2 separate regions of the Homo sapiens genome follow, and region 1 is linked to region 2. A link is a loop called in an ENCODE intact Hi-C map of the cell type or tissue named here. Cell type or tissue: heart right ventricle. All regions are shown on one strand. Each heading gives the region's core, and the rest is flanking DNA. Links, peaks and the distances in the headings are about the cores only.

What was found. Hi-C counts contacts between places; a loop is a spot of excess contacts. Peaks named below come from ENCODE experiments on the same cell type or tissue, not always from the same donor. Only the 100,000 strongest peaks of a DNase experiment are listed, where the experiment ranks them.
Region 1: it touches region 2 in a loop (2.5-fold over the local background); 22 of 110 quality-filtered maps call a loop at or near these places.

The regions. Positions count from the first base shown.
Region 1 is chr6:37,682,372-37,687,730 of GRCh38, forward strand. All of the region lies in intron 1 of MDGA1 (MAM domain containing glycosylphosphatidylinositol anchor 1), which reads right to left. Among named protein-coding and RNA genes, the nearest start is that of MDGA1, 13 kb to the right of the region's middle. In heart right ventricle, for the core only: no CTCF peak of the experiment used is centred there; no DNase peak of the experiment used is centred there.
Region 2 is chr6:37,363,280-37,368,638 of GRCh38, forward strand. RNF8 (ring finger protein 8) reads left to right here. Exons shown (of 8, transcript NM_003958.4): 3 at 5,205-5,359. Among named protein-coding and RNA genes, the nearest start is that of RNF8, 12 kb to the left of the region's middle. RefSeq lists an enhancer at 4,831-5,359. In heart right ventricle, for the core only: a CTCF peak has its summit at 2,655 (motif pointing right); no DNase peak of the experiment used is centred there; H3K27ac peaks cover 304 bases.

The sequences.
Region 1 (5,359 bases), core at 1,547-4,046, 320 kb after region 2:
TACTCGGGAGGTTGAGGAGGGAGAATCCCTTGAACCCAAGAGGTAGAGATTGCAGTGAGCCAAGATTGTACCATTGCACTCCAGCCTGGGTGACAGAGAGAGACTCTGCCTCAAAAAACAAGCAAACAAACAAACAAAAAACTGAACAGGTAGAAACAGGCAACCTCTAAGCCCTTTACCTTTGACCTTCCATGATTCCAGGCTGATCCCCCTCTCTGCTGTGTGGCCTGAGAACTTCTCTTGTTTTCTCTGGGCTACAGATTTCTCTCCTGACAAATGATTAGATTTGCCCTAAGATTCCCGCTGGCTCTGTCACTTTATAAGTCTGTGATTCTAGATCATCTCTGTCTTGTTCTCTGCTGTATCCTCAGCACCTAGAACAGAGTCTGGCACACTGCGGGGGGTTCAATAAATACTGAATTAGTTAATTAATCTCAGGTCCCAGTTATTAGTGAAGAGAGAGAGAGAAATATACAACAGGGTAGAAGTGCTGCTCTGAGCCGGACTCATGAGGCTCAGGTATATTCAGGGGTGCAGGCCACTCTGGTCATAGCCCATGGCTTGGCTCCTGGGCAGGGAAGTAGACAGAATGCAGTCGACCTTATTACCCTCTAACCCCTAACAATTGTTTCACCCAGAATCCTGCCTACAGGGAGAAGGAGCAGTCTTCTAGTCTAGACTGTCCCCACCTCTATGTTGGTTTTAAATTCAGTGGGATGGAGAACATGGTGCCTCTCCTGGCAATGCCCAAAGGACCCTGTAGATTCTGGGTGTGTCCTTAGTGATGCTCAACCCTGTCCTCCGCAGGTATAAGGCATCCTTCAGGGAGAGCCTGAATTCTATCAGGAGAGTCTTGGAGAAATCGACACACTTGGATTCTGGCCACAAAATCCAAGGAAGTAAATGAGCAGTGAGCAGGTCTGGTGGCTGCAGGCAAGAGTTTACAGCCTGGAATGGAGGCTTGTACATGCAGCCCTGAACATGAGATCTAAAAACAAAGAGCTCCACACAGCAAGCTGGCTCTGAAAAAGCAAGACCATGGCTTAGGCAAGATGTAATACAGACTGTTGCTGCCCCACCTGCACCCCCTCTCCTAAACACTTCAGTGCACCACCAGCCAGCTCCCAATTGCCAATGCCTGCGGGCACCTCTCTGCCTGAGGGCCATCTCTGGCCACTAGAGCTTGCGCTGCCTGTGTGTGCAGTGGTTTAGGAGTACCGGGAATTAACACCCCCAGGAGCAACCTCACCCAGTGACAGAGGCGGGGTGGGTGTATACATGCCCTAGTTCCCTCACCCCATGGTGGGATAACTCTGAAGTGTGTTTCACAAAGCATGCCAGAGTTCCCCCAAGGGACACCGATGTAACTGACTTGATAAGGCATCTTTCACTGGCTTCCTTTGCTTCCCTGTCTCGCTTCCCCATTCCTCTACCAGAGTTTCCTGGACTTACCTCCCAAATAATTACAGCATTCAGCTCCTTATCTCAGAGTCTACTTCTGGGGCAACCCAAACTAAGACTATGAGTCCAAGTGTGTTTTGACTGTCCATGGTGTCCACTACGAAATTTCTCACATGGCCACAACACAGAGTCCACATATTGCCTAATGACCCCTCTACACACATATCAAATACCCCACCATCATCCTCTTCCTCCACCCACCACTCCCCTGGAAACTTCCTTGCCTGAATCTCATGGCTCAAGATCCAGCTCATCTGATCAACCAACCTGTGCCATCGGGAGAAGGCTTAGGGCTGCCAGGTATTCCCAGAGTAACCTTCTGGAAACAGTGGCAGTGCTTCTGCCAGCTAGCTTGTTAATAACTCTAAAGTGGAACTTGTAGGCAGTGTGACAAGATGTTGGACCCGGTGGAGACTGGCAGCAACCTCCAGTTCACACTACCAAGCAGGCTCACCTTCCTACCCACAAGGGCGGGGGAAGCCCTGACATTTCCAATAAGGGCCTCTAACATCTAACCAGAGTTCTAGACCCAGAATGAGCCCCAGATTCTGTAGTCTGGATGCAATGAGGTCTGAGAATAAGAAATGAGGTTCACAGGGGTAGGGGAAGGATTATAGAGATGTGGGCACACAATGAGCTTATAAACGCCATGCAGACATGTCCTGGATTCCCCTAAGCCTGGGAGGTGACACAGGAGAATGAGAAAGAAAGCTGTAGAAAGTCCTTTGACATGGCTTTTAACTTCAGCCTCGGCACCTAATTGCTGTGTGACCTTGATAAGCCACTTGCCTTCTGCGGTCTCAGTTTCTTCCTGCAATGAATCTGGAAGATTTGTTTTTGGGTCATTGAAGGCCACTGGCTGGCAGCTGAGCTCACTCCTTGCCATACCCTCGTGCCCCTCCTCATGGCCTTCTCTGTGTCTACCCTGTAGTCTTATTCCAGAAAGAAAAGTGAATTCAGGTCTTGCCGTGGCACAGAACTTCAGCTTGCCTTATGGGCTTTATGTATCTTGCCAGAAGGTAACCTGGCCTCCTCAAGGTCCCCTGCATTTTACTGGAACACCGGAATCAAACCCAAGTAGATGAGGCCACTGAAATTCAATTCATTTCCCCATCTCTATCTGCCCAGTATCCCTCTCAGAGATGGGGGAAATGCCTTCATCAAGAGTTTCTAAAGAATCACTTGGCAGCTGGGGACAGTGGCTCATACTTGTAATCTGAGCACTTTGGGAGGCCGAGGCGGGCAGATTGCTTGAGCCCAGGAATTTGAGGCCAGCCTGGGCAACATGGCAAAATCTCGTCTCTACAAAAATACAAAAAATTAACCGGGTGTGGTGGCACATGCCTGTAATCCCAGCTACTCAAAAGCTGAGGCACTTGAACCCAGGAGACGGAGAATGCAGTAAGCTGAGATGGTGCCACTGCACTCCAGCCTAGGAGAAAGAGTGAGACATTGTCTCAAAAAATTAAAAAAAAAAAAATCACTTCAGGAGCGTCTCAGGGCCGAGGAGTTACTCAAGTTCAACTCAGAGGTCTCCGTTCCTGAATCTTTCTTTCTGATAAGTTGTTACAGAAAGTTGAAACAAGGTCAATAGGAAGAACTTCCCAAAATGAAGGACCAGAGGCACTGAGCAAACAGCAGTGGGGCTGCTTGGTCTCATGTGGGTGTGGGCCTGCTGAGAGGCAGAAAGATGAGTTAGATCACCTCCGGACCAGAGCCTCTCACACAGCCCATCCGTCTCTGTTCCCAGAAATCAGGAGGCTGCTTTTTCTGGAACCACAGAGCTCTTCTGCCTTCGGGGCTGAAAGGAGACACCTGCTAGCAGAGAGAGGTACCAACCGGTAGACATCAACAATCCCAGGGACATGTGAACCGACAGTGTCGGGGGGCGCTGGCAGACGGGAAGCTGGTGGGACTGTCACTTGAATGTCTGGGTGACCCAAGCAAGTCATCCCCCTCCTCTAGGTCGCTGTCTTTCCTCAGGTCTCTTCTGGGCATCTTCAGAGCAGCCAGGACCCCCACCCCCACCCCACCTGAGCTAGGCTGGCAGAGTGGGGCGAGGTGAGGATAGGCTGGCAGAGTGGGGTGAGTGAGGAGGAGAGCAGTCATTCACATTCATCTAAATCCCCTTTCATTCAAGAAACACCAACTGCCCCTAAAACGGGTATTTGTGGCAAAGACTGCTCATCACCCACCCAATACCCACTCTCCCTTTCTTTCTAACAGAATACAGATATTTTCTCAGATGGGAATGTGCCCATCTAAAAAACCCTATTTCTCAGCCTGCCTTGAAGCTAAGAATGGCCAGTAAGATGTAAGCAGAAGTCACTGCAGGGTGTTTCTGGGAAAGCTCCTTAAAGACAGCAGACTCAGCCGACAGGCCTGCCTTTTAAAGGTTCCTGCTGTCTTCCTTCCTGGAATGTCTCATGATGGCTGAGCCCCATCAGCCTTTTGGTGACCTTGAGGCAAAATGTCAAAAGGCAGGGTTCCCAACCTTTGCTGCACACTGGAATCACGTAGGGACTTTTTTTTTTAATGCAGATGACTGGTTTCCACCCCCTAGACATTCTGATTTAATGGGTATGTTGTGCAACCTGGGCTTTTTTTTTTTGAGATGGAGTTTCACTCTCGTTGCTCAGGCTGGAGTGCAGTGGCGTGATCTCGGCTCACTACAACCTCGGCCTCCCTGATTCAAGCGATTCTCCTGCCTCAGCCTCCCGAGTAGCTGGGATTACAGGTGTCCGCCACCACACCTGGCTAATTTTTTTATTTTTAGTAGAGACGGGGTTTCACCATGTTGCCCAGGCTGGTCTCAAACTCCTGACCTCAGGAGATCCACCCGCCTTGGCCTCCCAAAGTGTTGGGATTACAGGTGTGAGTCACTGAGCCTAGCCAGCATCAGGACTTTTTAAACCTTCCAGGTTATTCTAACATGCAGCCAAGTTTGAGAACCACCACCATGAGAAGAGCAGAGCACGAAGATGAAAGGAGCCTTGAGAACCTACCTTGAGACTTGAGAAAGTCATCATTTGTTTAAGCCTTTCTGGTCAGGTCTTTCTTTCTAGCAAACAGGCCTGGGGGGTCCTTATGCTGCTCCCTTGGGCCAACCCATCTGCCACAGCACAGGCTGGGGAACAAAAATCTGCCAGGGAATGCCTTCAGAAACCTCACATTTGGGGAAGTAGACAGGCACTGGACTTTGCATTGGGCAGTCTTGAGTTCGAACCCTGACTCCACCACCGCCTAACTGTAGGGCCCTGGGCAAGTCACTCAATGTGAACCTCAGCTCCTCCATCTGGAAAATGAGGGCATTAGAAAAGGCTGTGTGTTCACCAGCTCAGCTGTGAGCTCCTTGGGGACAGATGTCATTTCACCTCTGCAGCCAAGACCCACCACCCTTCCAGACACGTAGTGGGTACTCATTAAATATTTGCTGGTTTTGATCAGGCATGGTGGCTCACAACTGTAATCCCAGCACTTTGAGAGGCCAAGGTGGAAGGATCACTTGAGCCCAGAGTTTGAGACCAGCCTGGGCAACATAGTGAGACCTCCATCTCTACTAAAAATTAAAAAAAAAAAAAAAAAAGTTAGCCGGGCATGGTGGTGTATGCCTGTAGTCCCAGCTACTCACGAGGCTGAGGTGGGAGGATTGCCTGAGCCCAGGAGATCGAGGCTGCAGTGAGCTATGATCACACCACTGTTCTCCAGCCTGCAAGACAGTGAGACCCTGTCTCAAATGAAATCAATTTTGCTGGTTTTACATTGAATTGCTACTTTGTTCTCCAGCTCTGAAATTTTCACTTTCTTTGGTTTTTTTGTAATAGAGACAGAGTCTCACTATGTTGCCCAGGCTGGTCTGGAACTCCTGGGCTCAAGTGATCCTCCCATCTCAGCCTCC
Region 2 (5,359 bases), core at 1,655-4,154:
GGGGCACTTTTTAAAAATACTGATGGTAGTACAATAAAAGCGTTCATTCGTCAAAAAACACCATTAAGAGAGTAAAAGGCAAACTCAGAGGAAGATGTTTGCTACACATTATAGTCAATGAAGGGTTTATACTGAGGTATCTGCAGAACTCCAATAAGAAAAAGACAGATATGCCCTATTTAAAAATGAGCAAGAGACAAGCACTTCACAAAAGGTTCTATCCAATGAAAAGTTGTTCAACCTCATTAATAATCTGGGGAATTTAAATTAAAACCATAATGGAATACCTCTACACATTCACCAGAGTGGCTAAAATTGAAGACTAGTGATGCCAGGTATTGGTAAGGATATGGAGTGATAGAATGTTCTTACCCTTCTGTTGGGAGTGTAAATTGGTACAATTTGGGAAATTATTTGGCATTATTCATTAAAGTTGAACATACATATAGCTCTTGACACAGTATTTTCACTCCCCGGGAAACAGCCCAAATGTCCATCAACAGTAGAATGGATAAATTGTGGAATAATCTTATATTGAAACACTATACTATAGTGAATATGAATGAACTACTATATCTAATAACATGGATAAACCTCACATAATATTGAGTGAAAGAAGGCTGGGCGCTGTGGCTCACGCCTGTAATCCCAGCACTTTGGGAGGCCGAGGCGGGCGGATCACGAGGTCAGGAGATCGAGACCATCCTGGCTAACATGGTGAAACCCCGTCTCTACTAAAAATATAAAAAATTAGCCAGGCGTGGTGGCGGGTGCCTGTGGTCCCAGCTGCTCTGGAAGCTGAGGCAGGAGAATGGCATGAACCTGGGAGGCGGAGCTTGCAGTGAGCCGAGATCAGGCCATTGCACTCCAGCCTGGGGGACAGAGCGAGACTCTGTCTCAAAAAAAAAAAAAAAAAAAAATTGAGTGAAAGAAGACAGACACAAAAGAATACATATTATATGATGCCATTTATACAATGTTTAAAACCAGGCAAAATTTACATGTGCTGTTAAATCTGGATAGTAGTCACTTTATTGCCAAGGTGGCTACTGACTAGAAGGAGACACACAGGGGTTTCTGGGATGCTGATAATGTGGGGTTTGTTTTGTTTTTGACCTTATGGTAGTTACACTAAGATGTTCATTTTGTGACTGTTCATCGAGTTGGTACATTTATGATTTGTGCACGTTTATGTTTGCATGTTCCGCTTTAGTAAAGACTTTAAAAAATATATTGACGGATACATACTTAATACAATTGCTGAAATAAGACTTGATGATACCAAGTGCTGGCAAGCATGCAGAATAACTGGAACTCCTCAACATTCAAGTGTGAATATAAAATGGTACCTCCACTTTGAAAAACTGGTGGTTTCTAAGAGTCAAATATATACTTGTCCAGTGATCCTATTTCTAGGTATTTACCCAAGATTAATGAAAGCTTATGTTCTCGCAGAAACTTGTATGTGAATGTTTCTAGTGGCTTTATTTTTTTTGTTTTTATATTTTGAGATGGAGTTTCGCTCTTTTTGCCCAGGCTGGAGTGCAATGGCGTGAACCCGGCTCCCCAAACCTCTGCCTCCCGGGTTCAAGTGATTTTCCTGCCTCAGCCTCCCGAGTAGCTGGGATTACAGGCATGCGGCACCACGCCTGGCTAATTTTTGTCTTTTTAGTAGAGGTGGGTTTCACCATGTTGGCCAGGCTGGTCTTGAACTCCTAACCTCAGCTGATCCACCTGCCTCGGCTTCCCAAAGTGTTAGGATTACAGGCGTGAGCCACCACACCTGGCCTGTAGTGGCTTTATTAATATTCACCAAAAACTGGGAAAAAAAACAACTAGGGAATGGATAAACTGTGCTCCACCCCTACTACCTTCAATATTACTCAGCAATAAAATATAACAAACTGCCGATAATGCAACAGTGTGGACGAATCTCAGAGGCGTTACACTAAGTGAAAGAAGCAAGACTCAAAAGTGTAGATAATAAGATTCCATTTGTATTACATTCTGGGAAAGAGAAGAGAACAGATAAGTAGTTGCCTGGGAATGCGGGAAAGGTTGACTACCAAGGGGCACTGTTTCTTGATATAGTTACACAACTATATGTGTTTATAGATAAATGTAACTTTTAAAATACTGATACTTAGTTCCTATCTCAGACCACTTAACTCACTCCGAGGGTGAAACCTAGGCACTGCTCTTTGTTTTAAACCTTCCCAGGTAGTTTTACTGTATAGCCAGGGTTGAGAACCACTGAGCTACGTAAATTATCTAAAGCACTCCAAGAAAACATTGTCTTTTGGTTTGAGTGTCCACTTTCCTCAATAACTGTTTAAAAGCAGCTGGACAGAGATTGAGCATCTAGTGAAGTAATTCCTGTCTAAGTGGATGTGAATTATCCCACTTTTTTCCCATTGGTGGCTAGGACACATCAGGCAGACTTTTCTGGGTATCATTTTCTGCTGCTAGCATTGTTCAAATGGGTAGTTATGAAAACCAACATTAAGAAAGCCTTGAACAGAGCATGATTATTTAAGCCATTGTATTTGAGATCATATCTGGCAGTACTTGATTGTTCTGTACCGCCATGGGATTTTTGTCCTTTTCTAGTCTCCTTATATGAACAGACCTGACTCAGGGCTTGGTTTAAATTATACCACTAGATGTCACCAAGAAGTAATGAATGGGTAAATGTACAAGGATCCAAGGACAAAATGTGATGGGAGAATTTTGAGTTTACCTTCCAGCTTCTAAAAGGGCTCTGAAGGCAATGGGTTAATGTAGAGGATCTAATGGAAGGCTGCAACATATCGTGAAAGTTTGCCCCAGCTTCTGAGGGCAAACTTACTCTCTTTAGCTGTGGACTGTCAGAACTCAGAAGTTCTGAGGGCAAACTTCCTACTCTCTTTAGCTGTGGGCTGTTTCTGTAATCTTATTTATTTATTTTACCTTATCTTAGCTTTGGAGACTTCCTTTAAATTTCTGTACCTTGGCATTAGGTGGCCTTCTGTGTCTTACTACTTTTTCTGAGACCTTTTTCCTGTGTATAATCTAAAATCGACTGTCCTGCTCTAAAATTGTTCTCAGATAGATTGTTCTAGCTCCATCCCTCTCTGTTGTTATTTCTCATATGTTGTTTCAAAATTCAGCAAACCTTATCACTCCCCATAGTTTCTCAGGCTGAATAGAAAGAGTGTGAGGAGGTTTCCTAGATGAACCAGGTTAGGCCCAATGCACAGTGGGTTAAGACTAATATTTCTGTATGTATCTATGCCAGTCTTTCTTTCCGTGTAAACCAAGTAATGGAAGATAAAACTGGAAACAAGGGCCTAATGCCAAACCAGAGCTAAGATCTGATCTCTACTTTCCCTTTACCCTCTGTGCCTTGTGGTCAAGCCCCCTGTCCCTCATATTTGGGTTGACTGGAGATTTTTTTCTAGCTGAAAGTAGGTAGCTGTAGTTGCCAGTGTAAACATAAATCTTGGTCCCAATTCAGAAGTGAGCTTCATCTCTGGCCTATCCCCTGAACTTAAGTCCTTGATACGGGTTAAAATGCTCACCAGTATATTTCAACTCTGAATCTTGCCTTTGTTTCAAGTCTATTTTAGGACCTATCATCTCCATTTAGCATCCCATAGCTATCCCAGCTGCACATGATATTCCTTTGCATTTACAGGCTATGCCATGTAATCCCACATTTGCTCATTTGTGCCCTTGTGTTGTCTTTTCCACCATCAGCTGCTGAAAGCTTTCATGTCCTTTTCACTCAATATATTTACCTTGCGTGACATTGAGCATAGAGTTGAAATGATTGTTGATGAATCAGTTGAACCAAGGCATAGTAATAGTAGTGAACACTTACGTAATACGATGCCCAGGCACTGTCTAAATACTTGCCATATGTTATCTCATTAAATCCACACAGACACCATGAGGGAGAGACTTATTTTCCTCCATTTTATCAGTGCAGTAACTGGGCCATAAAGAGGTCAAGAAACCTGGCCAACATCACCCAGCTGCTAAATGATAGAGCCACATTACAAACCCAGGCAGTCTGACTCCAGGATCTGTGCTCTTAACCTCAATACTATGACTTCATTAAAACCATAAAAGTAAATTTTTATTTTATTTTATTTATTTTGGAGACAGAGTCTCGCTCTGTCACCCAGGCTGGAGTGCAGTGATGCAATCTTGGCTCACGGCATCCTCTGCCGCCTGGGTTCTAGTAATTCTCATGCCTTGGCCTCCCAAGTAGCTGGGATTACAGGCACCCACCACCACACCTGGCTAATTTTTGTATTTTTAGTAGAGAGGTGGTCTCACTGTGTTGGCCAGGGTGGTCTTGAACTCCTGGCCTCAAGTGATCCGCACACCTCGGCCTCTCAAAGTGCTGAGATTACAGATGTAAGCTGCCACTCCCAGACAGTAAATATTTATTAAGCATTTATTCTATGTGAGTCATTGTGCTAAGTGATTTACATGCATTATCTTATTCATTCCTCACTGGAACAGTGTGAGGTAGGTACTGTACCATCCCTGTTCTGCAGACAAAACTGAGGCATGGAGAGGTTAAGTAAATTGCCAAATGCTATGCAGACTATGAACCCACATCTGAGTCCAGAGCTCCAGCTCTTAACCGCTATCCTGTATTGCCCATATACCCCTGTTGATATTAATTGGGTCAGATCCTACCTGCCATTTGACCCCAGTACCAGATATAGTACTCTCTTTTTTTTGGTTTATGTGTGCTTGCTTGCTTACCAGTGCGTTAAGGAACCACATCCAGAGATAGCATTTGAAACTACTTCATGGACCTCACCCTTAGCTACTGCTTTCTTCACTAATAGCATTTTTTCTAGTTTTGGGACATTGCTCCAGTTTAGGTTAATAGGAGCTATCCAATTTCAGTTTCCTTTAATGCTATTCCATGTGTTTGAGTAAATTATCCACCAATAATAAGGTGATTCCTGCCTGTTATATGGCAGTTCTCTGTGGAGGCATGAATGTGAAATATAGGTAAAAAGCCAAAGCACTGCTTGACGAATGCTGTTTCTAAGGATGGTCGTTTATGAATCTTTCTTTTCTATTTGTTATCAAGAGTTTTCCTTCTGAAAAGGCAGAAGATTTTACAGCAGCAGGAGAGAGATTCCTTTAAGAAGACGAAAATCATGAAGCTTATTTCTTCTTTCTTTCACTTTCCCCAGAGTCTAAATGGTGTTTGGCTGAACAGAGCGCGTCTGGAACCTTTAAGGGTCTATTCCATTCATCAGGGAGACTACATCCAACTTGGAGTGCCTCTGGAAAATAAGGAGAATGCGGAGTATGAATATGAAGTTACTGAAGAAGACTGGGAGACAAT